2 separate regions of the Homo sapiens genome follow, and region 1 is linked to region 2. A link is a loop called in an ENCODE intact Hi-C map of the cell type or tissue named here. Cell type or tissue: PC-9. All regions are shown on one strand. Each heading gives the region's core, and the rest is flanking DNA. Links, peaks and the distances in the headings are about the cores only.

Region 1 (15,862 bases), core at 2,893-10,892, 81 kb before region 2:
AATCTACTCTGTGAAGTCTGAAATCAAAGTCATTATTCAATTTTTTCTGCTTGTAATAATCATAACTTATTAATCAACATAGGAAATATAAAAGGTACTGCATTACACTATCTAGGAAATCTGGACTCAGTCCCACTAAGCATTTTAGACATTTCATCTCTAAATTTTAAAATGTTTTTCAATTTTGTCCTTTTTTTTTTTTTTTTCCAGACAGTCTTGCTCTGTCGTCAGGCTGGAGTGCAAGGGTGTGATCTCGGCTCACTGCAACCTCCGCCTCCCAGGTTCAAGCAATTCTCCTTCCTCAACCTCCCAAGTAGCTGGGACTACAGGCACACACCACCATGCCCAGCCAATGTTTGTATTTTTAGTAGAGATGGGGTTTCACCATGTTGGTCAGGATGGTCCCAATCTCTTGACCTAGTGATCTGCCAGCCTTGACCTCCCAAAGTGCTGGGATTACAGGCATGAGCCACTGCACCCGGGCCCACTTTTGTCCTTTCTGAAACAATCCTCTTGTCACCAGTCTCCAGTGTTTAGTCCTTTCATTTTATTTTTATGCTGCATCCAGTCTTATTGCCCTTGGGCATAGCTTAGATCTTCTACTACTTCATTTTTCACAGGCATTCACCATCATCTGGGTACCTGCACACACACACACATGCACACACATACACACACACACGTACACATGCTTTAACTTAACTTGGCATATAAGAATCTCCACCAGATAAAATTTAGAATCAGTTTTATTGTTTTATCAGAAATGGAGTGGGGACATTAAGAGCAAAAAAAGTGCTAGTTTAAGACTAGCCTTCAATTTGAGAACTACCTGGAACAGGAAAATGATACTGTGAGGGATATTGTTTAAGTTCCCAACAGTAAAGAATAGAATAGAGCGGTGAGTATATAGAACACAGCACTATAACTAGGAAGTAATATCAGGGAAGAATGGTTCAATGGTGTGTCTGAAATCCTCACCCTGTCTGTGCTTTAAAAACACAGTCATCAATCATTTTGTCACTTTTTGAGTAGAATAACTTTTCTTCCTATGGTTTGAGACACTGTCCACTTATTATTTAGTCATCACAGAAGGACATAAGCCAGCAAACTCTACTTTTCTAGAAATAGCAAGTGATCACTGCATACCTCATGAAGTACAAGAAAAGATCAAATTGCACGTATTTTTGAGTAAGTGTAATTAATATGCCAAATGAACAGGCAACTGTTGTCAGAGGAAATAGGATATCCTCATCAGCCATTGACCATTTCTTATATGCACCCAATTTAAGGAGAGTAGGTGGAGGCAGTCCCACTCAAGCCACAGGAAATGAGTTTGCTAATGGAAAGAGGTTTCATACCGTAAAAAGAGGAAAAAGAAAATAAATCGTTCTAGACACTATACCAACTAGTCTGTTACTAAGCATAAAAGAAAAAAGACAATTTAATAAGAGATCCACATTCTTACAAATCTGTTAGCGTAATCTAATGAGTAATTTTTAAATTTACAGAATCAGGTGGAACCATTTTGTTAAGTACAAATTGTACAAATATCAGACATTATATATTCACTAAAATATTTTTGGTTTTGTGTTCTTGGCTATCTTTTCCTTTCTAGGTAGTAACTAACTAGTACGAGTACTCTAATAATTTGTGTTACACACTCTCCAAACTATTCCAGGTATCATATAGCTTCTCTTTATTAGGCAACCTTAAAACATAAATGTGTGGTTTTCTTCCTCCCTTCACTGAAGATGACAATAACATTCACTGAGCACTTATGATGTGCCAGGCACTGTTTGAAGTACAGTATATGTTTTTTTTTTTTTTTTTTTTTCTTTTTTTTTTGGGACGGAGTTTTGCTGTTTTGCTCTGTAGCCCAGGCTGGAGTGCAGTGGCGCGATCTCGACTCACTGCAAGCTCTGCCTCCCGGGTTCACGCCATTCTCCTGCCTCAGCCTCCCGTGTAGCTGGGACTACAGGCACGCGCCACCATGCCCGGCTAATTTTTGTATTTTTAGTAGAGACGGGGTTTCACCGTGTTAGCCAGGATGGTCTCGATCTCCTGACCTCGTGATCCACCCGTCTCGGCCTCCCAAAGTGCTGGGATTACAGGCGTGAGCCACTGCGCCTGGCCGAAGTACAGTATATGTTTAAAATCATTTAAATCTTACCTCCTAATGCAAAGAAGAATTTGACATAAATTAGAGTAATGATTTGGTCAATTTGGCATTAAAATGCAAAATTGGCTCTCACATCACAATGCTGCTTAAATTAAACTAACAGATTTTTTAACGAGGCTTTTCCCCCCACAAACTCTCATTTGCATGTGTGAAGTCTCACTGTGAGGCTGCATAAGGCAGAATTAAAAATAGATTTAGCGTGTATTGTATCTCAACAACACAAGAAAGACTTACATGAACTCCCCAGGTGCATGATACCCTGTAGTTATTTAAGGAACAGAACTAAATTTGTGTATTCAGCTATTATACCCCTTGTCTGGTCAATCTACAGGGCTCAAGAATAGGTCATCTTATTATTGTGGTGTGTGCACAGAGTTTGCCCACTTTAAGATGGTGACAAGTCAGATTTTGAAAGTGCAACAGAAAGCAGAATGCTTAATGTATCAATTTAATATATAAATAATCTACAACTGAAACAAAGTGAAAAGACATTTGTAATAATGACAAGATACAAATGCATAACATGAAAGTAGATGATGGACTCATTTCATGGTTACAGAAAATATAGATACTCTTATCATTATTTTCCATATCAAATGAATTGAGCAACCAAAGTAATTCTCGTAATAAAATTGCTTCCATCTGGACAAAGACTGAAAGTATTTCTATGCCTGAAGAGCCAATGATTACATTGTTATTCGAATGAGTGGGAGTTCCTGGTCTGATAAGTACTTATGAAAATGTATTCGGAGAAGCCCCTATAAATAAAAAAAGGCAGTTAGCATTTTTTGAAGCTATGTCTAAATTCACAATATGCTTATTTGAAAAATTTAAAGAGAAATCAATACGAAAAACCCAATAAGTATGTTGACCATGTTTTCTAAAACTAACAATTCAGAGATCTACAATAACTAAGGACTTTGACTTTCATTTGTGATTATTGTAAATGGGAAGTCATGAGTGTTCAGTATATCAAAATTATCTTTTTTGTAAATATACTCATATTAAATTAGAGCTATATCACACCAACTATATCTAGGATCCCTCCACTAAAGCAGTTTTTAAAAATTCTTTTGGAAATGATTGTCAGTTTCTTCTATAGCTTTCTCAAGCAAAGCCATACTTTGGAGAAGATTTCCACTTCTGAGCATCTGGAGGTAGCAGGGACTGGGTTCACCAAATGGTGCTGGAATACTTTAACATCCAAATGCAAATAATAAACCCCAAATTTTACCACACACCATATAAAATATTAGCTAAAAGCAGATGGATCGTAAACCTAAATGAAAACCTAAAACTATAAAATTTCTAGAAGATAGCAGAACAAAATTTTTGTAACCTTAGGTTAGCAAAGATATGTTAGGTAGGACACAAAAAGCACTAATCATAAACTAAAATATTGATGAAATATCAAAATGAATCTTTTTGTGTCTTTCAAAGACACTGTTAAGAAAATAAAAGGCAAGCCACATACTAGGAAAAATATATACATAACATATATCTGGTATACAGAAAATATAAAGAACTTCTAATGATAACACAAATTACTCAATAGAACATAAATAAAATATTTAAATAAAAAATTTCAAATATATAGTAAATAAGTGGACAAAAATATGTTCAATATCATTAGTCAATAAAAAAATGCATAATACAAGATACCACTACACGCCCATTAGAATGGTAAAAATTTGAAAAGACTGACAAGTGCCAATGAAGATATAGAGCAACTGGAACTCACATGCATTGCAAGAAAATGTGAAATGGTATATCAACTTGAAAAACAGGGTAACACTTTCTTATCAAATTAAACCAACATTTATCATAAAACCCACTAATGTCACTCTTAGTCATTTGCCAGAAAAAGAAACCATATGTCCCTACAAAGACTTGTCCCTGAGGGCTGTTTATGGCAGCTTTATTCATTATTGATAAAAACTGGAACAACCTACATGTCCATCAACCAGAGAATGGTTAAACTCAGCAATAAAAAGGAACGTATTAATGATATACACAAGAACATGGACAGATTCAAAATCATCAAGCTAAATGAAAGAAGCCACACAGTAAATGACATTCTTAAAAAAATAGCAAATTATAATGACAGAAAGCACAGTGGTTACTGGAAGCTGGAAGTAACGAGTGGGGATTTATTGCAAAGGGGTGCAAGAAGTTTTGGAAGTGATGAAAATAGTTTAATATCATAATTACACAGTGATTCAAACCTCATCAATTTGTACACTTAAAATTGGTCAATTTTATGATATAGAGGTTACAACTCACTAAAGCTTATTTTTAATAAATAAGTAGGCAAACACATGTAAGTATTGACATAAAAGTATTGAGGATATGGAACAGTATTTACTTAATGTATACTTTAAGCTGCCTAAGTATAACCAAATCTACTTCTCACTGTGGTCAAATGGCCAGTCAGAGGGCTACTGAGTATGAAGCCTAGAATAAAGGCTGCACAGGAGGCTCTGGGCCATGTATTTAGGGGAATGCAATAAAGTATTAAGCCTTGGTGCTGGAGTGGTATAGGAGAGAGAGAGAGCTGGCAAATGTAACATTTCTGTAGAAAACTATGTCCATCTGCCAAGAAAAACTAAACAGCAGCAGCACCAGCTGTTCTTGTTGCGCCACAGATTGCAAGCCATGTTTCCCAAATTAACATCTCACCAACGCTTCCCCATCGAGTTTACACAAGACAGGAACTAAGTCAAGATAGGATCCAGGAAGAAAAATAAAGTAACAAGGAAGCCTGATTACAAATTAAGAAGCAAACAGCAAGCCTCTGTGTATATGAAGGGCAAGTTACATGATCTACAGAGAAATTAGTGTAAGATCAATTTACAGAGGCAGGTAGGGAGGGGGGAGCTGGTGTTTGTGAAGTGAAAGTCAGGTAGTAAGACTACAGTCTAGTCCTTTGCCTCCCTATTTCAGAAATGAGTGGGAGAAATGAAGACTAAATCAGCAGAGCATGCATGATTAGGACTGTTCATGTGCCAAGTAACAAACTCAATGCATTACTTCCCATTAGACAGATGCTCAAAAGTTACAGATGAAATGAGTTATGCCACCAGTATATATTGCCTTAAACATTGAGATGACAATTCTTTCCATCTTGCTAAGGAAAGTACCTTCTAATCATATGTTAAAAGGAGTCTCATTTATTCTGTTTTGAGAAGTGTACCCCAATTGCACACTACTCTGGTTACTGGAGCAAAACTGCTTCCGTGTAGCTAGTGGCTGCTCTAACAGGGCCAGCATATTTCCATGTAATCTGCCAAAGATGTGAAGTGACCCCCTTTCACATGGTAAATTTCCTGAAGTCACTTTCTCTTCTTGTTCTTCCCTTCTTTTCCCTCTTTTTCTCCAATTTCCATCTCCTTCTCCAAAAACCAGGTTGTGTTTCCACTAGACACACGGAGCAGGTTGAAATAATGCCTGTTGTGTCATAGATGGCAATGCAATGGAGGAGCATCCTCTTATTAGAAACTGTGTCCATTCAGTATCCTCTAAATTAATCCAATTCTGAGCACAAAACAGGGTAGAGACAAGTGTACATTATTATATGTCATATCATTTGGTGTCAAGGAGCGGGGTAAAATGGAGGAAGTTTAACTAATATAGTAATTTTAATGTGACTATGAAAATGTAAGGCATTTATTCATGCTCCCATAGTGTGTTTTCTGAAAGCTATTTGGGAAAAAGAAAAAGTTTTTAGAACTTAGTTTACTCAATCTATGTTTAGTAAAACAAATCAGAAATACTTATGCTTTTATTTTGCCCAGTGTGCAAAGGTGAATATTTCATTTGCTTATGTAAGGAAAAATGAAAATTACTAAAATGCATAAAAGAATTATCTAAATTATGGCTAAGCATATTTTAAACAACATACATATTTTACTTTCTCTGAAACAAAAAAAAATTAATTTATAATTTAAATGTATTTTTTCATTTCTTGTTTGCAGGAAAACCAACATAAACAACACACTTCAGTTTAAAGGAGAAAATGGATACTTTATCAGTCAATAAATAACATGTGTATTTGTCAAGGGCCCTTTTCCTATTTTTACTAAGTTATTACAGCTTAAGGGTCACCATCCATGGGCCTTAATTTTCTCAACTGCATTCTAAAAGTACAACATGAATGATCCTGATAAGTATAACCACCTCTTACAAAGTAACTATTTCTGTCTTTAAAAATAGAAAATAATTTATTTATAAATAAATATTCTATAACTACTGCTAGAAATAAAACTAAGAGATATACATAATGTTGTTATTCAGAAGTATTTTTTCCTGTCACTCTGAAGGCATTAATTTCATTGGTTTTATGATATCTGCAATCTTATGGGTTTCAAAATGTTCATATATTCTGCTGTTAAGGCAAATACTAAATGACATTTGCAATTATTCACACCCAAAATAAATTTTGCTTGAGTCATGATAAAAGAAATCTTTCAAAAATTAACTGAAGGGAAAAAAAAATAAATCCCCTCTCTTCAAATCATAGTAAAATATAGGTTCCGGGTAGGTACATTACTGTTATAGTTAATAGAGTGAAATTGCTCAGAGTTTGATCTGTAAGATTAGGGCAATCAGAATTTAAATTCTTCTCTACTGCTTCCCAGTAATATAATCTTGAAGTTACTCAAAGCCCTTTTCAGTTTTATTTTCAGTGAAATGAAGAAAGGCAGAACCATTGTGACTAGCAAATCACACACATATAAAGTAGTTAAAAGAGTATGTAGCATAGAAGAAGCATGCAATAAATGTCAGCTACCGTTTACTTTTGAACAAATATTTATTGAGTGATTACTACATACTTGATATTTTTCTAGTTACCTGAGTGACAGTACTGAACAAAAGAGACTAAAATATCTTCCTTCATGAAGATTACATTCCAATAAGAAGATAGACAATAAACAATGTATAAAATATATATTCTGTTTATTAAAAGTACTGCATAGAGGGGGATGCAACTTTAGACAGGACAGTGGGAGAAGTATCACAGGTGGCATATGTGAGAAAGGACTAAAGGAAATGAGAAAGTAAGCCATGAAATTTTTAGGAAGATGAAAGTTTTCCAGGCATAGGAAACTGCAAGCGTAAACGTTCTGTTCCTCTAGAGGAACAACAGAGATCAGTATGTCTGGAATGCAGTGAGCCAAGTGGCATGTAATATAAGCAATAAGAGGGGTGAGGTGGGTGGAAGAACAGTGGAACTTATCATGTAGGGCGTTGTGGCTAATAGTAATTCAATGACTTAAACTCTGAGTAATATGGGAAGTTATTGGAGAGTTCTGAGCAGAAGAATGGCATGATCAGACTTTTGCCAAAAGTCCTGTAGCTAACAATAGACAAAAGTGTCCTCTAATCATCATAATCAAGTAAACTATCTATTCCAGTTAGAGAAATACTGCTGTCAATTCTCTTATAATTAAGGGCTAATTATAAAGAGCTCTGTAATGCAGTGACCATACATACTTTAGAAGAGAATTTCCCTACCATTCACACATAACTAGAACTTTGGACTCCAAATTCTATTTTGATGTACCTATCATCATTTAGAAATATAATTTACAAAATGCTGATTACAAAATATACATACTCTGTTTTATTCAAAATTAAAACTGTGAAAGGATTTAGAGAAAATATTCCCTTGGCCTTATGTAGAATAGTCAGACAATTTTGTGGCTTTTTTATTGGTAACATCCACAGCTAAGTGATAACTAAATGTTCCTATTCTTCTAGTTGACGGGCAGTAAATATTCAAGACAATGATGAGGGCATCATCCAGTGTGATATTCCGGATGGAAGTCCACACCACGTAAGTTAGTGTCCCTCTTGTCTCTCACATGAGCTGAATTTTCAGGAAAGCAGAGAAGTCAGGCAATCAGCCAACGGTCTGTGTTGCTTTCATTACAGACCTGCAAAGCATTTAAATCTTCAGAAGAGAAAGTTTCTGCCTTCTTAAAACCAGCTGTACACCAGCCACTCTCAATGGTCCATGAGGCACCCAGCTCAGAGAATTCCACTTCCCCCTAAAGATCGGTCAGAACTGCTGGGAAAAGCAAGCACTTCAAAGTAACACAGAGGTCTGGTGAATGTTCGGCTCACTTCAGAAAGCATTTCCCTGCTCAGAGATAAGGGGGGAAGCTGCAATATTCTGAAAGTTTGCAGAATCATGGCATTGCTCCCACCTGCTTTTCTGTTTCACCCTGAAACTTAAGTCAATCAGGAGGCCTGCTTCGTGCACAGTTGAACACAAATAATAACTGTCTGGGAAAATACAGCAAAACAATAGACATCTTTACAATTACGATTTGGGTGCTGGAGCATACATGTGAAACAAATGTGCTACCAAAGACTGTGACTTCCAGAATCTTGAAAGTGTTGTATAGTATTTCCGACTGCCAATTGTGTAACTGGCAAGTTGGACTTCAAACTGTTTTCTCAATACAGTTGACCCTTGAACAGTGCAGGGGCTAGGGGAACCAGCCTCTGGTGCAGTCAAAACTCCACATTAATTTTGACTCCCCAAAATCTTAACTGCTAATAGCCTACTGTTGACGAGAAGCCTTATGATAACACAAGTGGTTGGTAAACATATATTTTGTTTGTTATATGTAATATATACTGTATTCTTACAATATTGTAAGCCGAAAAAAAGTTAAGAAAATCACAAGGAAGAGAAATATACTTATTATTCATTAAGTGGGAGTGGATCATCATAAAGGTCTTCATCCTCATTGTCTTCCCACTGAGCAGGTTAAGGAGTAGGAGGAAGAGAAGGGGATGGTCTTGCTGTCTCAGCAATGGCAGAGGTGGAAGAAAATCTGCATAAAAGTGAACCCACACAGTTCAAACCCATGTTGTGTAAGAGAATACATTTCTCTTTCCTTTTTACCTTATCTGTAAATGATTAATTCCCTTTTCTAGAATGACAATAGCTAAAATTCCAATTCAACATCTACACAGCTACCTCTAAGGTCTCATCGATGGTGCAAGAGATTAACTGGACCTGGTAAAGATTCTCTCTGGCACCAAGGGACTGGCTCTGCAGGAATCCAGCTGGCCTCTTTTGTTCCACAGAGTAAACATAGCTTATTTCATTTAATCTCAATCACATACTATGGCAACTATGTGCATAGGTCCCATCTTTGAAGACATCCAAAAGGAAGATATTCTTATGCTACTTGTAGTTTATTGTTTTCTTTCCCTTTTTTTTTTTTTTTTTTTTTTTGGAGACCGAATCTTGCTCTGTTGCCCAGGCTGGGGTGCACTGGCACGATCTTGGATCACTGCAACCTCTGCCTCCCAGTTTCAAGCGATTCTCCTACCTCAGCCTCCTGAGTAGCTGGGATTACAGGTGCAAGCCACTACACTCGGCTAATTTTTTGTATTTTTAGTAGAGATGGGGTTTCACCATGTTGGCCAGGCTGGTCTCGAACTCCTGACCTCAGGTGATCCACCCACCTTGGCCTCTCAGAATGCTGGGATTACAGGCGTGAGCCACTGCACCCGACCTCTGGTTGTTTTCTTAGAATATGATTGCCTACTCAAAATAATTAATTAAGACTATAGAACTGCTTTTAAAAGTTAGCGATGTGATAATTAAACATAAATCATCATCATTCACATAAGAATTTAAAATAGTCCCAAATGAAGAGACAGCTAGCATTAAAAACAATTTCTACTTTTATGAGTTAAATCAATGTCATAAGCAAAATAGTTTTCTTTTAAAAAATTATCTGTTCTCTATCTTTAGAATCTTTCTGCCAAATCCCCTTCCCACACTTGTCAAGTCAAGTATATCTTACACAGCCCACATTCTCCCACATCTAAATTATTTGGGTTTGATTGCCAGCCACATGAAATGTTAATCAAAGTAAATAGTTATCACTTATTTTTAGATAGGGTGACACCTGGCATTTTTCTTTCCTCACTATCTTCTCAAAACCTCTCTTATTCTGATAATCAAACGTAACCCCTTTCTTATCTTCTCCAACAATGATCAATGGCTTCCCTCATTTTTGTTAATTTGGACTACTCAAAAACAAAAGTATCTACCATTTTAATATGATTATTGTAATTGAGGTGCAACTTGGTGTGATTTAATATAACAATACATTGATACGTAGCATTAGGAAAAATATAGTGCAGCTTTAAAATATATATACAGACAATTCAAGAGCAAAAATGTGTAATGCCCATTCTTGAGGTTGACTTTATCTATGGATCCATCTGTATCTTCATTCTGTCCATAAAAGTCTCCTAGTTACCACTTCCCACAGTTCTACTCTAACACTCAATCCATAGGAAGCACCTGTCCAGCCGACGACCTCATTGCTCATCCTCTCCTAAATGGTCAAAATGACAACTTCCATTAGGCAGAATTCTTCACTTTGGTGTTGAATGGGTGTAATCGTAGGCAGATTCATCACCAATCTGCCATTTTAGAAAATGGGATTGCCCAGTTTCATCTTGAGAAATCTTAAATCCATAATTATATTTGAAAATAACTTCAAAACCTAAAAGATTCCAGAGATTACTTGACTCAAACCATGAATTTTATGTTTGTGTATTTGCCTTTTTCTGGACATCCATGAGTGAGTTCAATTAGTCAAACTCCTTAGCTCATGACAGAGTCTATTTGTCCATGAAGGTTCCTCACATGTATAATTTTATTCTTCCCTTCATTCTTGATATTATTTCCACTGCCTTCTTTTTTCAATGAGTACCCATGATAGCATGTCATGGAATATCTACATGTCTTTGAAAAAGTAGGCTGGGCACAGTGGCTCACACTTATAATCCCAGCACTTTAGGAGGTGAAACAGGAGGATTGCTGGAGGCCAGAGTTCATGACCAGCTGGACAACATAGTGACACCCAATCTCTATTTATAAAAATAAAAAGGAAAGAAAAAGTAGTAGAATACTATGAGTTTTACATGTACATAAAATATCAATTTGAGGTACTAACAGTTTTATTGTATGTCTTTTTATTTCATTCAACCCTATGTTTGTTAGGTATAGGAGGACTGTTGTTCTAAATACATCTCATTCATTTTTTTCTTGCAATTAAATAGCACAATTAGGTGGTCTTCATTTGTCTGCTGTAATAAACGTGTGTAATTATTACTCAACTAAGACAATTTGAAGGAGAATATTTACAAATGAACAATTTTTAAAAGATGTGGATAGGGCTTAGGGAAACCACAAAGGTTATTTTGTTACCCAGGGTTAGAAGCAGCAGAGCTCCTTGGACCTCTAGGTTCAAAAAAATAAATGCGGATCATGGTTGCTAAAACCTAAAAAAAAAGAGCCGTGCCAAAGTCTACACCTGGAGAGCAGTGGCCTCGGTGGAGGAGCATAACCAGCTTAAGCTGCTCCTCAGGTCTCTAGGGCTCTACTCATTTTTCTTCATTCTTGTTTCTTTCTATTCTTCAGACTAGATAATTTCAATTGGCCTATCTTGAAGTTTGCCAATTCTTTCTTCTACTAGCTCAAATCTACTGTCGAGCCCTCTTGTGAAATTTTCATTTCAGTTATAGTATATTTCAACTCCAGAATTTTTGTACATGTTTTTAAAAAATAATTTCTATCTCTTTATTGAAACTCTTTTTTTAACATATAAAATTTTAATTTGCTAATTATTTTACAATAAAAATATAATAATCCCACTTTTTTAAATTATACTTTCAGTTCTGGGGTACATGTGTAGAATGTGCAGGTTTGTTACATAGGTATACACTTGCCATGGTGGTTCTTTATTGGGTGAAATATTCTCATACATTCCTCCAGTTCTTTACCTATAGTTCCCTTTAGTTTTTTGAACATATTCAAAATAGCTGCTATCAATATTTTTCTGGTAACTCCAGTGTTTAACTCCAAGGCTTTCCCAGGGACAGTTTCTACTGTGTTTTCTCCCTGCCCTGTACAAGGGCCATAATTTCTTGTTTCTTGCATTTCTTGCGATGCTTTGTTGAAATCTAGACCTTTAAATAATATAACGTATTCACCCTCCAGGGTGGTAGAGTTGCTGTTTGTTGCTGCTGCTGATTGCTGTTTGTTTCTTTAGAGACTTTCTAGAACTACTTTTGTAAAATTGTTATTTTTGTTGTATGAACTTTTTGTCGTATGTAGCCACTGAAGTTTAAATGCCTCAAAGCAATAAACCTCCCAGATTTCACCAAGGAGCTAGTTTGTGTGTTGTGGTATACCTTAAGTGAACTGCTTGGCAGTTTAAAATTCTCCTTTAGCCTTTACTTCCTGCTTGCACAGAACTTCAAGGTTAGTCAAAGAAGAGAAATCAGAGATTTCTTAGGTCTTTCTTGGGCATACATACAGCTCTGCTCATGTGTGCAGCCTTCTAAATTTCTCAGATTATTTTAGAAAGTTTTCAAAGCCCCTCTATGGCTTTTTTAGTTCCCAGTGTTTTCTTTCTTTCTTTCTTTCTTTTTAATTCCTTTCCAACTTTTATTTTAGGCTCAGCCTCTTGCTTCCTTTTCAGCTGTTTGGTCAGCTTGTTGTTGGTTCCAACTGTTATCACCACCTCAGGCAGCTTCAACGTTAAAAAAAAAAAAAAGCCATGTAAATATGTACAAATGTTATGTACCAATAGAAAAACACAAAATTTCCAATGATTGTTTTCACAAATGCCTCAGGGAGAAAGCCATTCACAGTGAGTCAGTTCTGATCAGGTTAAATAAAAACAAGCCATGCAAGTGGGGATTTGCAGAAAACAGCCAGATAGATCCCGTAATGACAATTCCCTGGGGATGGGCTTTTTAGGGAAGCTTTACATTCTTCTGCTGTCTCCAGTGACTGCTTGGCAACTGGTTTTCATGATGACTAACATCATGAAACTGTTGGTTTTCAAGGCCACTGCAGAGCTGGGGAGAAGCGGGTGGGAGTACACAGCAAGTGAAATGTCACGTTTATTGCTCCTTCTGCAATTCAGTCACTCTTCAGTAAATATTCCTCACATTATTCCAAGCCTTTACTTTATTTCCAAAGTTCTGAAGAAGTTGAGTGATCATTTTTTTAACCAGTGTTATTTTTATGCACAAGAGGCTTTCAGATTTCCTTATTTTGCTGTTTCTAGGGGTGTCATCACTTACTAATTTTTGACTTTGAAATAGTTTTTAAAATTTCCACTTGTGTTATTTTTCTAAGGTATATTTTTTGAATAAAATAATAATATTGATTGTGCTGAACGTTCTATTTATGACCCTGCAGATCAACTGTCACTTTTCCACACCTGCTTTGTGACTCATGAAGCTGGCCTTCACGGACTGCCCCAACCAGCCTCTCCAGCTCTCTGGTTTCCAGGTATCCTCTGGAATACCTGGAAATATACAATAGGAAACACCATCATGAGATAGGAAAACAGGAGAAGAGAGAGATGAAGAAAACAGGAAGGAAACAGGTATTCTCCCAAATTCTTCCCTTCCAAATCATGACTTGGCAGTAGCTGCATCCTTTTGCAAGGCCACAGCTGCAGTTTTAATTTGCTTCTGAGAACCATTCAGGCCTATGGGTGATGAAGGCTAGTCACTGTTGTTAGCCCCGAGTACTTTATTAACTTTTGTCACTTGACTCCGTAGGGGTGGGAAATCTCCACCTCCACCTTTTTAGGGTCCTGTCCAGCTCCAAGAATTAAATAGGCATAACACAGATTAACAGGAGAAAAGCATAGTATAAGTTTTACATAGCATAGGAGTCCTCATAAATAAATGAAGACCCAAATAACCATTTAGAGTTTTATATACATATATATACACACACACATATACATATACACATATGTGTGTGTGTATATATGTGTGTGTGTATATATATATATATATATATATCGTGAATTGGACAAAGAATAGTAAAGTTTGAAAATGTGGCTAAATTATGTGGGGAGGCTTAAAAGATGACAGTTATTCTAACAAGGTCTGTACACTATTTTCTTGGTTTTGACTTCTTGTCCTTCAAGATAAGGATATTGCCTTGCCTTCTAGTACAGGGGATAGTGTCTTTCATATGGCAAGTTCATATTCTGCTTTTTAGAAACAGCACAATGGTCAAAGTGATCTTCTTGCACCTCCTGTTTTTCCAGTGTTTTTACATTGGCTATTTTAAATAGCCAGTGTGCCAGAATAGCATATTTTAACCCCTTCAACTCTGTTCAGACTTTGTAAATAGTTCCTCCATAAACTGTCTATTCAATAATATTTAGATGTAGTTAAGTATATTTTGTTTTGCTTAGAATTTTGTTTTAGAAGTCTTAGTTAAAACTCATTTCCCAGCCTAAGTTCAAAGATTTATTTTCCAAAAATATCTGCTATAAGCTTTATTTTATTTTTCATTTTATGTAGATGTCTTAATCCTTTCAGCATTTTCCACTATATATATATAGAAATAGGTACCTCTGTCAGTTTCCTAATGTTGCTATAACAAATTACCACAAACCTAGTGACTTAAGACAATCCAGATTTATTCTCTTATAGATTTGAAAGAGAGAAATCTGTTACTAGGCCAAAAGCAAGGTGTTATCAGGGCCATACTCCCTGTGGAGGCTCTAGAGGATAATCCATTTCCTTGCCTTTTCTAGCTTCTAGGGAGGCAGTCCTTACATTCCATGGTTCATGTCTCCTTTCTCCATCTTCAAAGCGAAAAGCATCACATCTTCCAATCTCTCTGCTTCCATGTTCTCATCATTTTTTTTTCTTACAAGAACCATGTGATTATATCATACGCATCCAGGATAATCTTCCCATCTCAAGATATTAACTTAATCACATATGCAAAGTCCCCTTCTGCAATGTAAGATAAAAATTACAAGGTCTATGGAGTGGGATGTGAAAAACTTTGGTGATTATTCAGCCCACCATAGTATCTAGCCTTATTTTTCTCCATATGTGAACCAATTTTCTTAATGTCATCAGTAAATCATCTTCCCCATTGGTCTGTAGTGCTCATTTCATAAAATCATTGTCTGATAATGCATGACTTTATTTTTTAGCATTCTAGCCCAGTGGTTCTGCACCAGGGTCAATTTTGTCCCCCAGAGGAAATTTGGAAATAACTGGAGAACTTCTGGCTTGTCAAAATTGGGAGATGGGGGGCTGAGATACTATCAAAGATCTGGTAGGTAGAGACCCAATGTTCTTACAGTGCATATAACAGCCCCCAACCCCCACAGCAACAAATTAAATGGCTCAAGCTATAGATAGTCCTGAGGTTGAGGAACCCTGCTTTAGTCTGTTCCAATGATCTGTGTGCTATGGCTGCCTCAGTGCCAAATTATTTTTGTTATTATGTATTTCTGTAGTACATTTTCATATCATTTAGGGTCTAGGCTCCTATCTTTAATTTTAAAATAGGCAATATTATATAAATTCTATAAGTTGTTGAATCTTTAAAAATAACCTTCTGGAATTTTATTTGAAATTTTACATTAATTTCTTTAGATTAATATTGGAAGAGTATAGATTTTCATAATGTTAATGATGAGAGGCAACTGCAGATGGCCCTGGAGACATCTTTCCTTCCCTCTATAAGTAGATTATCAGAAAACTGGCTCAGCCTTTTGCTGATGTCAGTATTCTTGGCAGGCAAGGCTTTCCCATGACCCCTGTATGCAGATTTTAGTCATCCATATGCATAGTTCTTAAGGTTGC
Region 2 (15,862 bases), core at 5,015-13,014:
TATGGGCAGAAATGTAATTGTAAGTATTCTCTGAAATAGCATAATTAATAGTTTCAACAAAATTTTCTCCTTTTCTATTCAAGAAGTCATCAGCGAAGAGAAAGTGCAGATAGGAAATGTTTTCCCCAGTAGCTCAGCTCCTGCTAATCTCTAGACTTTTCTACTTTGATATCTTCCTGACACTTCAGGTCCAGCCTGTCTACAAAATTGTGCTTCCTCCTCTCTCTTCCCACTCTAAGATTACTAACTCCTGAAATGATGTAGTGTGTGTGTGTATGTGTGTGTGCACATATGTATGTGTCTTCCATGGTAAATATTCAATAGATGTGCTTATTGATTATTGGACACATGCTTTTTTAACATCTACTTTAAGAGGATAATGGAACTTTTCATGAAAACTATAAATAAAAAATACAGCCAAGAAGGCACTAACTCCTTTGGTATCTTCAGATGATCAGTATTTTGCAAGTATGAGTGTCAGGCCTCTGAGCCCAAGCTAAGCCATCATATCCCCTGTGACCTGCACATACACATCCAGATGGCCGGTTCCTGCCTTAACTGATGACATTCCACCACAAAAGAAGTGAAAATGGCCTGTTCCTGCCTTAACTGATGACATTATCTTGTGAAATTCCTTCTCCTGGCTCATCCTGGCTCAAAAGCTCCCCTGCTGAGCACCTTGTGACACCCCCACCCACTCCTGCCCGCCAGAGAACAACCCCCTTTGACTGTAATTTTCCTTTACCTACCCAAATCTTATAAAACGGCCTCACCCCTATCTCCCTTTGCTGACTCTCTTTTCGGACTCAGCCCGCCTGCACCCAGGTGAAATAAACAGCCTTGTTGCTCACACAAAGCCTGTTTGGTGGTTTCTTCACAGGGATGTGCATGAAATTTGGTGCCATGATTCAGACCCCACTGGAAATCGGACTGTTCAACTCACCTGGCAGCCACTCCCAGAGCCCCTGGAACTCTGGCCCAAGGCTCTCTGACTGACTCCTTCCCAGATCTTCTCGGCTTAGCAGCTGAAGACTGACATTGCCCGATCACCTCGGAAGCCTACAGGACCATCACGGATGCTGTGAGTAACTCTCACAGTGGACGGTAAGTCCGTCCCCTTCTTAATCAATATGGAGACTACCCACTCCACATTACCTTCTTTTCAAAGGCCTGTTTCCCTTGCCTCCATAACTGTTGTAGGTACTGACGGCCAGGCTTCTAAACCTCTTAAAACTCTCCAACTCTGGTGCCAACTTAGGCAATACTTTTTTAAGCCCTCCTTTTTAGTTATCCCCACCTGCCCAGTCCCCTTATTCAGCTGAGACACTTTAACTAAATTATCTGCTTCCCTCACTATTCCTGGACTGCAGCCACATCTCATCGCCGCCCTTCTTCCCAATCCAAAGCCTCCTTTCCATCCTCCTCTTGTATCCCCCTACCTTAACCCAGAAGTATGGAATACCTCTACTCCCTCCTTGGCGACCAATCATGCACCCCTTACCATCTCATTAAAACCTAACACCCTTACCCCGCTCAATGCCAATATCCCATCCTGCAGCACACTTTAAAAAGATTAAAGCCTGTTATCACTTGCCTGTTACAGCATGGCCTTTTAAAGCCTGTAAACTCTCCTTAAAATTCCCCCATTTTACCTGTCCAAAAACTGGACAAGTCTCACAGGTTAGTTCAGGATCTGCGCCTTATCAACTAAATTGTTTTGCCTATCCACTCCATAGCGCCAAGCCCATATACTCTCTTATCCTCAATACCTCCCTTTACAATCCATTATTCTGTTCTGGATCTCAAACATGCTTTCTTTACTATTCCTTTGCACCCTTCACCACAGCCTCTCTTCACTTTCACTTGGACTAACCCTGACACCCATCAGGCTCTGCAAATTACCTAGGCTGTACTGCCACAAGGCTTCACAGACAGCCCCCATTACTTCAGTCAAGCCCATATTTCATCCTCATCTGTTACCTATCTCAGCATAATTCTCATAAAAACACAGGTGCTCTCCCTGCTGATCGTGTTAGACTAATCTCCCAAACCTCAATCCCTTCTACAAAACAACTCCTTTCCTTCCTAGGCATGGTTAGTGCAGTCAGAATTCTTACACAAGAACTGAGACCACACCCTGTAGCCTTTCTGTCCAAACAACTTTACCTTACTGCTTTAGCCTAGCCCTCATGTCTGCATGCAGTGGCTGCCACTGCTTTAATAGTTTTAGAAGCCCTAAAAATCACAAACTATGCTCAACTCACTCTCTACAGTTCTCATAACTTCCAAAATCTATTTTCTTCCTCATACCTGATGCATATACTTTCTGCTTCCCAGCTCCTTCAGCTGTACTCACTCTTTGTTGAGTCTCCCACGATTACCATTGTTCCCAGCACGGACTTCAATCTGGCCTCCCACATTATTCTGGATACCACACCTGACCCTCGTGACTGTATCTCTGTGATCCACCTGATGTTCACCCCATTTCCCCATATTTCCTTATTTCCTGTTCCTCACACTGATCACATTTAGTTTATTGATGGCAGTTCCACCAGGCCTAATAGCCACTCACTAGCAAAGGCAGGCTATGCTATAGTACAAGCCACTAGCCCACCTCTTAGAACCTCTCATTTCCTTTCCATCGTAGAAATCTATCCTCAAAGAAATAACTTATCAGTGTTCCATCTGCTATTCTACTACTTCTCAAGGATTATTCAGGCCCCCTCCCTTCCCTACACATCAAGCTCAAGGATTTGCCCCCACCCAGGACTGGCAAATTGACTTTACTCAACATGCCCCAAGTCAGGAAACTAAAATACCTCCTAGTCTAAGTAGACAGTTTCACTGGATAAATAGAGGCCTTTCCCACAAAGTCTAAGAAGGCCACCATGGTCATTTCTTCCCTTCTGCCAGACATAATTCCTTTGTTTGGCCTTCCCACCTCTACACAGTCTGATAGCAGACCAGCCTTTATTAGTCAAATCAGCCAAGCATTTTTTCAGGCTCTTAGTATTCAGTGAAACTTGTATATCCCTTACAGTCCTCAGTCTTCAGGAAAGGTAGAACGGACTAATAGTCTTTTAAAAACACACCTTACCAAGCTCAGCCACCAACTTAAAAAGGACTAGAGAATACTTTTACCACTTTCCCCTCTAAGAATTCAGGCCTGTTCTCAGAATGCTACAAGGTGAACAGGAGCCCATTTGATCTCCTGTATAGATGCTCTTTTTATTAGGCCCCAGTCTCATCCCAGACACCAGATCAACTTGGACTGTGCCCCAAAACTTGTCATCCCTACTATTTTCTGTCTAATCATACTCCTATTCACCATTCTCAACTACTCATACATGCCCTGCTCTTGTTTACACTGCCGGTTTACACTGTTTCTCCAAGCCATCACAGCTGATATCTCCTGCTGCTATCCCCAAACCGCCACTCTTAACTCTTAAAGTAAATAAATAATATTTGCTTGCAAGGCTATGCTGAACCTCCTTCAGCACTCTCTAATTAGATGTCCTAAGTCCTCCCAATTCTTAGTCCTTTAATACCTGTTTTTCTCCTTCTCTTATTCCGTTTAGTTTTTCAGTTCATACAAAACCGTATCCAGGCCATCAGCAATAATTCTACATGACAAATATTTCTTCTAACAACCCCACAATATCATCCCTTACCACAAAATCTTCCTTCAGCTTAATCTTTCCCACTCTAGGTTCCCACACCGCCCCTAATACCCCTCGAAGCAACCCTGAGAAACAACGTCCATTATCTCTCCATACCACACCCAAAAATTTTTCGCCGTCCCAACACTTTACCACTATTTCGTTTTATTTTTCTTATTAATTATAAGAAGACAGGAATGTCAGGCCTCTGAGCTCAAGCTAAGCCATCATATCCCCCGTGACCTGCACATACATATCCAGATGGCTGGTTCCTGCCTTAACTGATGACATTATCTTGTGAAATTCCTTCTCCTGGCTCATCCTGGCTCAAAAGCTCCCCTGCTGAGCACCTTGTGACCCCCTCCCCGCCCCTGCCCGCCAGAGAACAACCCCCTGTGACTGTAATTTTCCTTTACCTACCCAAATCTTATAAAATGGCCTCACCCCTATCTCCCTTTGCTGACTCTTTTCGGACTCAGCCCGCCTGCACCCAGGTGAAATAAACAGCCTTGTTGCTCACACAAAGCCTGTTTGGTGGTCTCTTCACATAGCCACGCGTGAAAATGAGCAACTATCTACAAATGAATCCACTGTACTTAGTAAAAGTAAATTGGAGAATTTAATCTAAAAATTTTTATCAATAAAATTAAAATAAACAACAAAGAAAATGAATAAATAAACATAAATAAATACATTATTAAGCTGTTAAAATCAGTAAAACTAAGAAATATAGGGTTAAATAATTAGGAGGTGTAAAACTGGCATGCACACACACACACACACACAAAATGCTTCAATTAATAGTAGTAAAAAGAACAATAGCCAAGAACCAGGTGTTCATGCCAAATCTGGGACTAATTATCTGCATGACCATGGGCAGTGCTAAAGTACATACGGTATTAATGAAACAAGGTGACCCATGATGACTGTTGAAGTGGGTATTGGTACCTACTATTCTACAGGGTTTATGGACTGCCAGCACTGTCCAAAAATATATAAGGTGAGCCACATGTGTAATTTCAAATCTCTTAGTAAGCAGTTTTAAAAGGTAAAAATAAATAAGTCAAATCCATTTTTAAATTATTTTTATTTAGCTCAATATACCCAAAATATCATTTCGACGTGTGTCAATAGCCAAATTTGAAGTGCTTTGTCATGGCTCATGGTTACCACATTGAACAGCAGAGTTCTATGCTACACGCTACTTTTATGCATGAGGAAAATGTTTTCCAGAATAAAAGAAGAAAGTTGACAAATGTGTTTACCTCTCTGCGTAGCTCAGTTTCCCCATCTATATGTTGAAGAAAATGTACTGGCCATTATTATTAATTATTATTATTAATGACCAGTACAATAATTTATAAGCTTCTTTTAACTCTATTTCTTATTATTTGTTATTATTATAATTGACCAGTACAATAATTTCTAAAGCTCTTTTTAACTTTATTTCTTAGTTTTGTTTTGTTTTTTCCTAAAGTATTTTTTTTTCACTGCTTGGTAGAAAAAATGTATTTTTAAAAGAGAAATTTATTTATGCTCTCAGTGGGATATAACCTGAAAATTACCACTCTATTTATCTAAGGAATATTTGGAGACAAATGACTATTTATTTATAAAATGATTTTTCTTCTGCTCCAAGACCAAATGGCAATATATGAGCTCAGTTTACACTTATACCACTGTTTTGCTCATTGAATTATTCCTTTCACACAATAAGATTTACTGCCAGCCAGTGCTAGACCCTGATGACAGATGGGTGTGCAGGCAGAGGTAGATTTGAAATACAAAGATAAATTATAATACATACTCAGTAAGGGATTTTTTCTTTCTTTTTTTTTTTTTTGTAACAGAGTCTCACTCTGTCACCCAGGCTAGAATTCACTGGTGCGATCTCGGCTCACTGCAACCTCCACCTCTTGGTTTAAGGGATTCTTCTGTCTCAGCCTCCTAAGTAGCTGGGATTCCAGGCACGCATCACCATGCCTGGCTAATTTTTGTATTTTCAGTAGAGATGGAGTTTCACCATGTTGGCCAGGCTGGTCTCAAACTCCTGACTTCAGGTGATCTGCCCTCCTTGGCCTCCCAAAGTGCTGGGATTACATGCATGAGCCAGCCCGCCCAACCCATGAGGGATTTTGGAGAATAGAAAGTAAAATACCTTAGGTATTTTCACCATCCTTTTTTTTGTACTTAATAACTTCACAGATTTGTCAAATTTGTTCATCTGATTTTTTAATTTAATTTTATTTATTTATTTTTTGAGACGGAGTCTCACCGTGTTGCCCAGGCTGGAGTGCAATGGCAGGACCTCAGCTCACTGCAACCTCAGCCTCCTGGGTTCAAACAATTCTCCTGCCTCAGTCTCCCCAGTAGCTGGGATTACAGGCGCCCACCAGCACGCCCAGCTAATTTTTGTATTTTTAGTACAGACAGGGTTTCACCATTTGACCAGGCTGGTCACAAACTCCTGACCTAGTGATCCGCCCACCTCTGCCTCCCAAAGTGCTGGGATTACAGGCGTGAGCCACCGCACCCGGCCCATTTGATTTTTTGTATTGTGTATTGTAGCTATATTTTACAGAGTTTTGGCCTCATACCATCCACAACTTATATTTAAAGTGAAAATTCTTGCAAATAACTGTGTTTTAAAAAAAATTCAGCTCATGACTGACCAAATTGTTTAATTTTAATTTGTTTTAATGGCTTTTATATCTAGTATATCTACTCTGTTCTTGTAGTTCAATAGGCCAAGCTCACCAATAAATATGATTTTTGGCAACATTTTAAAGAAAAGCTATAGGTGCCTCAAAACAAATAAAAGAGATTCCCCATACCAAATAAAACAAATTTGCCTATTTGACCAATTTTAAGAGAACCTGATACATGAAAAATCCAGGCTTACTAAATATCATTTATATTTTATATATGTAAAGGTTATTTGTAATATTTAAAAAGTTAATAAACCAAAAAAATTCCTGCTATCTTTTTCATAAGGAACTATTTCGGTACAATCACATAATAATTTTTTAAATACATTTGCATGAAATTACTTAGGGACCAATTTATTACAATTTATTTATTGATATTATTTTTCCAAAATAAATAGAAACATCCGTACAAATACCTATTGAATTAAGTAATATATACCTGTTGAGAATTTTTTCCCCAATTATACTACAAGCCTGAGATACACATAGGATTAGCAGTTTCTTATCAGTCCTTTGAATGAAAAGTAAGATGTTTTTGTACACTCTATTTACCTTCTAGTTGTTACTTAAAAGGTGTGATTGATCTCCTTTTGTAGCTTTAACAATGTGCTTTTTAAACAAGAGATCAGAGTATGTAAAGTAATTCATAAAATAAACAGCCTAAAATCAGACAAACACAAACACGCGCACACACACACACATACATTTTCTATAAGTTTCTTCAGTATCACTTCCATGGGAGAAAAAATAATTATAGAAACTTTTTGGACAAGCAAAAAATCATTACCATGAATCAATTGTTTTCTTTATGGTTTTCTTCTTTGAATCGGTTTATCTGGTCTTTATTACCTGTGAGCTTCCAGCCGTCTCATTCTACAACATTAATGAAAATAAAGAGCTATTTCCCTTAATGGGACTAAAAATCCATTGGCATTAACAGGAACAGAAGTCTTTCTGCAGTTATGGGAACAAATGTTTATTCTCAGTTACAGGAATTAAGTGTTGTTCCCCTGAATTGTCAGTCCTTTGAAGGAGGGAAGGTAAGAAGAATGTAAATAGAAAAGGAGTAGAATTGTATTTTTACCTGAAGTGCACATTGCTAGTTAATAGTTACAAGAGAGATGTAAATCTAAATGAATTAATTCAACAAGCAACTTTTCCTGCCATCAGTTTATCCTCAAGCACCCCAGTGTTTTATCATACAAGCTCAGCATCTGTGGTGGTTCGTCTGGCAGAAAGTTTTCCTGGAGAACATTTTTTTGATAGAAGCCGAAGGGGAAGCTGAAAATCCAGGATAAGACTTGGAGCTCTTCGCTCTCTTTGTAACAAATTAGGTGACCAAACAGTGGGTTATTTTCAGATCTCGAATGTTCCAGAGGTACCCACTCAAAGGCAGTGGCTCTTTGGATGACATGCAACACTTTTGCAAGAAAATCGAGACCTCTGGCAATATTTAGATTTGTATCATTAGTACCTCAGGAAAAAGCTACTGAACACAGTAACTCTAGATGCAGTACCTACTAAGAACCAATTGTTCCAGCAAGAGGAGTAGGATATCAAATAAGGAGTGACCTTCAAAACCCAATTTTAAGCATAATCCGTTATGGTCCCTAAACTCATGATTAAAAATATATTCAAGATTTTTATTAAATAAACTCATCACTTCTTTAAAACTTTTCTGTACTTTCTCCTATACATGTTCTTCTCCTCAGGCATAAGGTGTACTCATTATTGCCAAGACATCCCTGAACAACTCTCCCCAAAATGCCCCCTGCTCTCTATTCCAGCAAATGGAGTGTCTTGATACTTTAAAGCCAAAAGCAAAATCGACTTCTTCCAAAGGCAATCATGACAGATCTAAGCTACATGGAATCACATATCTAAATTTCTATAGTCTCTTCCACCTATTTGGCACTTAAATACTGCCTTAAAAGTTCAGTTTTATTTATTTCTTTTACACTGTACAGTCAGCACCATAAGGCATTATGCTCTGTTAAATTATCTTTGTACTCTCCGCAACACCTAGTATATAGCCTGGTCTCTATCTGGCATTTAATAGGCATTAAATGGATTTTACAAATAGAGAAAGGGAAGCAGTGAGCAGTAACACAATCCTTTATACTGAAATTATTCATCCATGAAAGATATGAAACTAAAATGTAAATTTCCCTCTTATGAACTTATTTCTCTTTCCAATAACTAATGCTGTTTTCAAATACCACACACATTTTTGTATACATTGTTCAATTCTAGTCCCCACTTACAGAAGTGAGGCTGTTATTGTTGTCACTGATAACTGATGTCATTCATTTTTGATGTGATATAAATAAGACCCCTAAATTGTTATGGCAGAATAAAGGAGGAAAAACAATTGACATGAAAGAAAATTGTTCACCTATTTCTATTTCATATTACAACATCATTAGAGGATAAAGATGCAGGGTAAGTTGCAATAACTAAGTGGTAATGCAATTAAGAAGAAATAGCAACCAAATCCAAGAACTAGAGGAAATAACTGGCATAGCATCTAGTCACTCAACAAATATGTCTTAAGGATTTATTATATACTGGCCAATATGATAAACAATTACAAGATAAAATAAAAACACATATGTATCTCTTAAAGATCTCTAGCAGGAAAGACAATTTTTCATAAATAAATGTACCAGAATATTGAAACCAAGTCATAAAGGAGTTTTAAAGAGCTTTGATGGTGGGCGTGGCTAGCTACATAGGCAGCTTGTTCTCACTGTGTTTCCTCATTTAACACAGCACCCAGCTTTCTGTGGGTACTTAATAACTACCAGTTGGCAAATGGATAAATGCCAGAGGTTGGGAGAAAGAGAAGAGCGTGTTATCTCCCCAGTAGCCCAGCAAGCTTGTGTGGATGGTGTGGGGGCCTTCCTAGCTGTGACAGCTACACAGTGACTCCCAGTGGTCACAAATTGAATCTCATCTTTGATCACAGTCTAATATAGTGTATAATTTAGTACAGTATATTTTATATATATAATAATTTATGCATGTAAGATATCATTAAGTATAATTACTAAAGCCATAGGCCTTCAAAAAACTCTCATGCTCATTCTGTTGAAAAGTGAAAAGGTTTTCTACAAACACAATGATGTGAGCTAAATAAATAATAAGTTCTTTCCAATTCCTAAAGCTGGATTCTATGATTTTAAACTAATTTTCTAACATGACCAATGTAGTGTTAAACTTAACATTAATGAGAACAAACAGAAAAGACTTGTATTCAGAAAACTACCTATTGTTTCTAAGCTAACAGGAATGCCTTTTCTAGTTTAAGACATGAGAATATTTCTCTGAGTTTTGCCTAAAAATTAGAAGGCATTCGTGTGAGACTGCAGTGAGACACTTCTGTCTATGGAGAAAGAAGGCCCTCACTAGAACCCAAAGATGCTAGCAAACTGATATTGGAATTTCCAGCCTCTAGAACGTAAGAAATAAATTTCTGTTACCATAAGCCAAAAAATAATAATAATGATTAGAAGGCATTCTTCTTAGAACAATTATTGGCTATATATGAGCTCCAAATTATTCCAATTACTTATAAACTATGTACATTCTTTTCCATCCTTATAAAGAAAAAGTAGAGTGGGTCGTTCTATTTTTGGCCATTGTTACATGGGCATATCCATTAATGTGTAACATTTATCTGCCAATAAAAGTAACTATGTAGTAGGTCATTCTGGCATACTAGCATTTACCAAGTTCAGTTCAATTAAGAAAACATGATCACTACCGACTATACACCAAACATTGTGCTAAGTACTGTAAAAATAAGGACGGTTAAGATGCCATACCTGCCCAAGAAAAACTTAACGGTGCATGGTGAAGATAGACTTCCATGTCTTCCAGGAGGCAGAGGGAACATGAAAGAAAATAATAGAAACCAGCAGTTAGATACGGCATCATAGTTGCAATGTCACCCTCCTCTATACGTGTCAGACATACCCCAAATCCAGTCATTCCGGGAGCAATTGTCACCTTCAGTCCATTCACAAAGGCTTTGAAAACACCCTGACCATGATCCTGTCGTTGCTATCAGCCATTCTTTTGTTCCTGCATATTAAATTAGATGAAGGCTCTCAACTGACATCAGACAAAGAAATCAGGCAGCTAAGGGAAAAGAACAGTTTGAACTACATACGGAAATCCATGGAGAAATGTCCTGTCAAGAGTATAGCTAGAAAATTCAAGCTGCAAGAAGCTGTATATTACTATGTAAGTGTCCATATCCCCAAATGAAAAAACACTACATGAAATGAGATAACACTGTCCTAAAACCATGATATATATGGACATCTGTTCATGTAGACTGACCCCTAGTGATATAAACTGATTGCTGCAGGGAGAACAAACAAGACTGTTTTTAAAAATGAGATAGATCACCCCTCTTCAAAATGTGGCTTCCAAAACATAAACAATCTAAGTGAGATTTGCAGCCATTATTGTCCTTTCTAGAAACTAAACAAACATAATCTACAACATTTATATGGAAAGAAAAAACAATTTAACAGAAGAACAAATCTACCTAGAATCAATGAAACTATCTCCTTTAAATGACTAGATAGATATATGCTATTCTATGTCACCTCTGCTTGTCACCACCTCTGCGTATCTATAAGGCAGTATTTTTCAATCTTCATATAGGGTTGCAAATGACTTATAACAAAGATTTTTTTCAATTTTCAAAATTTATTTCAGTATGCCACAAAATAATTTCACCTATAATTCTGAAATACTTTCCACAAGTAATTTGTAAGTTTCCAAGTAATGATATTAAAAGATATATCATTAATGTGTTGACTAATTCAGAATAAAATTGACAATGCCAGTTAAAATAAAAAGCAATTTATTTCATATGTATTATTTGCTTCTTTTTAACATAAAACAAAAATTACATATAAAATTCAAAATTATGCTTAAGTTTAGGGACAGATGAGAAAAGAATATGTAAATTGTCTTATACATATAAAACTAGATGTGAATGACCTTTTCTCCTCCAACAATACAGAACATAATTAATTAAGATAATTCTTATTACAATTAAGGAGTATGGAATCAAAAGTCACCTACGTTGGTGAAGTAAGAGATCTCATGTGTATTTTCTCTTTCCTCCTATGTTCTTTCTTCTTTTCTCTCTTGGCCTCCAAAGGAGAAATTGAAAGAGCTCCTATATGTCAGACACTGTTTTCCTTTTTGCTTCTCAGAGAGAACTATTTCTATCTTTTGCTTTTCTGCCATCCACACAAAATAAGTCTAAATTACCTGTAAGGAGGCAGGAGCAGATAATCAGCCAAAGCAGGGTGTGGTGCCTAAAAACTTTCTTGTTGCATATTCTTATCTACTTCTTAAAACAGTTATTGCTAGTCCTATATTAAAGAAAAAGATACCATTACAGCAAATCACAATATATAGGCCATCTGTAAATTGTTCCTCCATGAGGAATAGATACTACAAAGCACTGCAGTTCATATAAATAGTAAAGGAGTCATAATTGTATAAAGTTCACACTACTGAAAATTAAAATCAAAAGAAATTAATTAAAGTATGCAAACCGTTTTCACAATAGCAGTTTTAACTTGAAACAATTCCGTAAACTCGGGATTTCTTGAGACCAATCCATCAAGAAATTTGTAAACAATGTAGCTTCTTTTAAGCTGTTGATATCCTGGCAGAGAAATATCTTTGAAGTTTCTCCTCCTCCTCTACAACTAAAATGCTCAATAACTAAAGAAAACCAATAGCCAAGAAGAGAGAGAGAAGTTTTTCCTTTAGAAAAACTTTAGAGAGGTCAAACCAACAGATGCTTATTCATGGCAATAAATATTTTAACATTCTATTAAAACAGCCCAGATCATTTTAGAAACTCAAGCTATAAGGCTTAGCAGTTCCGTATTCTATTTTATTTTTTTGCATATAATTACGGAATGACTAGTCATAATTCTAGGTAGAATGACTGAAGTTTGTAAGGGCTTGGAAAGTAGGAAACTTGTTTCAGATGTATATTTCCAGAATACAGTTTATAACACACTATCATTTCCAGGCCACTTGTACTAAGTTAAAGTTCACCTTGAGATTTTTTTTTCTTTTTTAGCCATCTGTATTATTCCTAAATAACTCTTATCTTCAAAAGCACTTCAAAATCTATCTTGTTAAAATTCCATGCATATATTTTCTGATTTTTTCCAGTTTTGTTAGGAATTCTTCCCATAAACAACAGAAGCCAGCATGCAAGGTGTGCACTCAACAACTGAAGCTTCTTTCTTACAATGTCTGTTCATCAGAGAAATTTTTTTCTCAGACTTTCTGATCTTTACTTCTTATACCAGTGTTTTGAAAACCTCTGGTCTAGTCCAGTAGTTCTCAGCACACACATTTCTACAAATGAATCTGTAACTCATTTGCAAAAATTGTAAAGTTTGATATTATCAATCAAAGAAGAGTTACACACACAAAAAAAACAAGCACAAATTCTCAAATTAGCACAAAAGTAAAATACTCAGATACAAAAAAAATAACAGTGAAGAGTTAAAAGGAAGAGGAACTATTATATCACATGTCCTAATTGCAAGTCCCACTGCAATCCTTTATTTTCCTTGTTGTATTTTAAAAACATATATTATTTATTTGTATTGAAGTAATGTCAATGATCTATCACAGCAAACAGATGCAGATGGAAAAACAGAAAATGTTCTCCAATTCACACTACAGAATGGACAAAGGGCTTAAGTTTAATATCCACTACTACGTAAATAAGTCTCTTAGGTACCCTTATGTTCTCCAGTTAAAAAAAAATCTTTAATTTCAGCATGTGGAAGACACAGTCACATTGGGCTGTTATTTGTAATAGGTCTTGCCCTCTCTCTTTCCTACAATACACCATAGAGTGATGAGCAAATGTATTCCCCTTACAGTTAAAGAGTTTGGAAATTAAAACTATCTACCCAGAGGTAGATAAGTAAAATCTCACTATATGAAAGCTTTCCAGATGTCTTTACATCCGCTTCTTTCCCTTAAGGCAAAAAGAACCAATGCATAAAACCCTGATATTTCAAATAATTCTCTTTCTGTCTGGCAGTTTTTCCTGCACAAGTCAGGGTCTGTGTTTCATGCTGCTCAGAGCTTTTTTGGCAGACTGATGTTCACAGTCACATGTATACTGTAAGGACTCAAACATTTTGTTTTTTCTAAACTCAACAACTACCAATGAATGTGAACTTAGTTGCTTCGACATGGGAAATCATAACACAGAAATTTCAATTAAGCAAACTCTTTTCAAAACAGTCCCTAAGGCCAGACTCTACAAGTCAGTCAAACATAAATGTCATCTCAATCATTCCAAGTAGGTTGCTAACACATGGAAAAATCTGCAGTAGTCAACTCTCTGTTTAAGCTGGATGACCTATCAAATAATGCTACCTCAATAATGATACTAAAACCTAGTCTCCAAGAATTTGATATGTTTTATCTACTCTCTGCCACTCACATCATAGGTAGGACATACACAGAGTTAATATTCTATACATTTAGGAGAAAGCACTTCAAAATCAGGTGACAACCAAGATGACACAGCAAGGCACTAATGAATCCAGTACCACCTAGTGGAATGAGAAAGTTAATGGGATGTACTAAACAAAAAAGAAGAGAGGATTCAGGAAGAGCCAGCAAACTTGCACAGGTGAATTGGGTTGACATAAGACTGTTATACCTGCTTTTCCACTGAAAAGGGGAAATTTGGGTTTGCCTGAGGAATTTTTCTGGTTATCTCCATAGAACTTCAAGCTTTGGGTCATGAAAAGAACCAATAAGTTTACTTCCATCCTTTATTTCCTCTTCACCAATACTCAGCACAATACATTTTTTAAACTACTTAATAAATATATGCTTTAATTTCATGTGTAATTCATCAGTGATTCTTGGAGACAAAGATACTAGTGATTAGTATGGTTTAACCAATTTTTTATTACTATTATACTTTAAGTTCTAGGGTACATGTGCACAATGTGCAGATTTGATACATAGGTATACATGTGCCATGTTGGTTTGCTGCACCCATTAACTCATCATTTACATTAGGTATTTCTAATGCTATCCCTCCCCCAGCTCCCCACCCTATGACAGGCCCGGTGTGTGATGTTCCCCCCCCTGAGTCCAAGTGTTCTCATTGTTCAGTTCTCATCTATGAGTGAGAACATGTGGTATTTGGTTTTCTGTCCTTGCGACAGTTTGCTGAGAATAATAGTTTCTAGCTTCATCCATGTCCATGCAAAGGAAATGAACTCATCCTTTTTTATGGCTGCGTAAGTATTACATGGTGTGTATGTGCCACATTTTCTTAATCCAGTCTATCATTATTGGACATTTGGGTTGGTTCCAAGTCTTTGCTAATGTGAATAGTGCAACAATAAACATACGTGTGCATGTGTCTTTATAGCAGCATGATTTATAAACCTTTGGGTATATACCTAGTAATGGGATCGCTGGGTCAAATGGTATTTCTAGTTCTAGAACCTTGAGGAATTGCGACACTGTCTTCCACAATGGTTGAACTAGTTTACACTCCCACCAACAGTGTAAAAGCATTCCTATTTCTCCACATCCTCTCCAGCACCTGTTGTTTCCTGACTTTTCAATGATCGACACTCTAACTGGTGTGAGATGGTATCTCATTGTAGTTTCGATTTGCATTTCTGATGACCAGTGATGATGAGCATTTTGTCATGTGTCTCTTGGCTGCATAAATGTCTTCTTTTGAAAAGTGTCTATTCATATCCTTTGCCCACTTTTGGATGGGGTTGCTTTTTTCTTGTAAATTTGTTTGAGTTCTTTGTAGATTCTGGATGAGTAGCTTGCAAAAATTTTCTCCCATTCTGTAGGTTGCCTGTTCACTCTGATGATAGCTTCTTTTGCTGTGCAGAAGCTCTTTAGTTTAATTAGATCCCATTTGTCAATTTTGGCTTTTGTTGTCATTGCTTTTGGTGTTTTAGACATGAAGTCTTTTCCCATGCCTATGTCCTGAATGGTATTGCCCAGGTTTTATTGTAGGATTTTTATGGTCCTAGGTTTTACATTTAAGTCTTTGATCCATCTTGAGTTGATCTTTGTATAAGATGTAAGAAAGGGGTCCAATTTCTGTTTTCTGCATATGGCTAGCCAGTTTTCCCAGCACCATTTATTAAATAGGGAATCCTTTCCCCATTTGTTGTTTTTGTCAGATTTGTCAAAGATCAGATGGTTGTAGATGTGAGGTGTTATTTCTGAGGCTTCTGTTCTGTTCCGTTGGTATGTATCTCTGTTTTGGTACCAGTACCATGCTGTTTTGGTTACTGGAGACTTGTAGTCAGTATCATACTGAATGGGCAAAAACTGGAAGCATTCCCTTTGAAAACTGGCACAACACAGGGATGCCCTCTCTCACCACTCCTATTCAACATAGTGTTGGAAATTATGGCCAGGTCAATCAGG

Evidence for each region. A loop is a pair of places that touch in the nucleus more often than their neighbours do. Peaks named below come from ENCODE experiments on the same cell type or tissue, not always from the same donor. Only the 100,000 strongest peaks of a DNase experiment are listed, where the experiment ranks them.
Region 1: it touches region 2 in a loop (19-fold over the local background); 2 of 110 quality-filtered maps call a loop at or near these places.

What each region holds. Positions count from the first base shown.
Region 1 is chr3:90,003,159-90,019,020 of GRCh38, forward strand. No RefSeq gene overlaps it. Among named protein-coding and RNA genes, the nearest start is that of EPHA3, 900 kb to the left of the region's middle. In PC-9, for the core only: no CTCF peak of the experiment used is centred there; a DNase peak (open chromatin) is centred at 7,383.
Region 2 is chr3:90,082,509-90,098,370 of GRCh38, forward strand. No RefSeq gene overlaps it. Among named protein-coding and RNA genes, the nearest start is that of EPHA3, 980 kb to the left of the region's middle. RefSeq lists enhancers at 319-1,196, 1,197-2,072. In PC-9, for the core only: CTCF peaks have their summits at 9,268, 10,683 (motif pointing left) and 10,889; no DNase peak of the experiment used is centred there.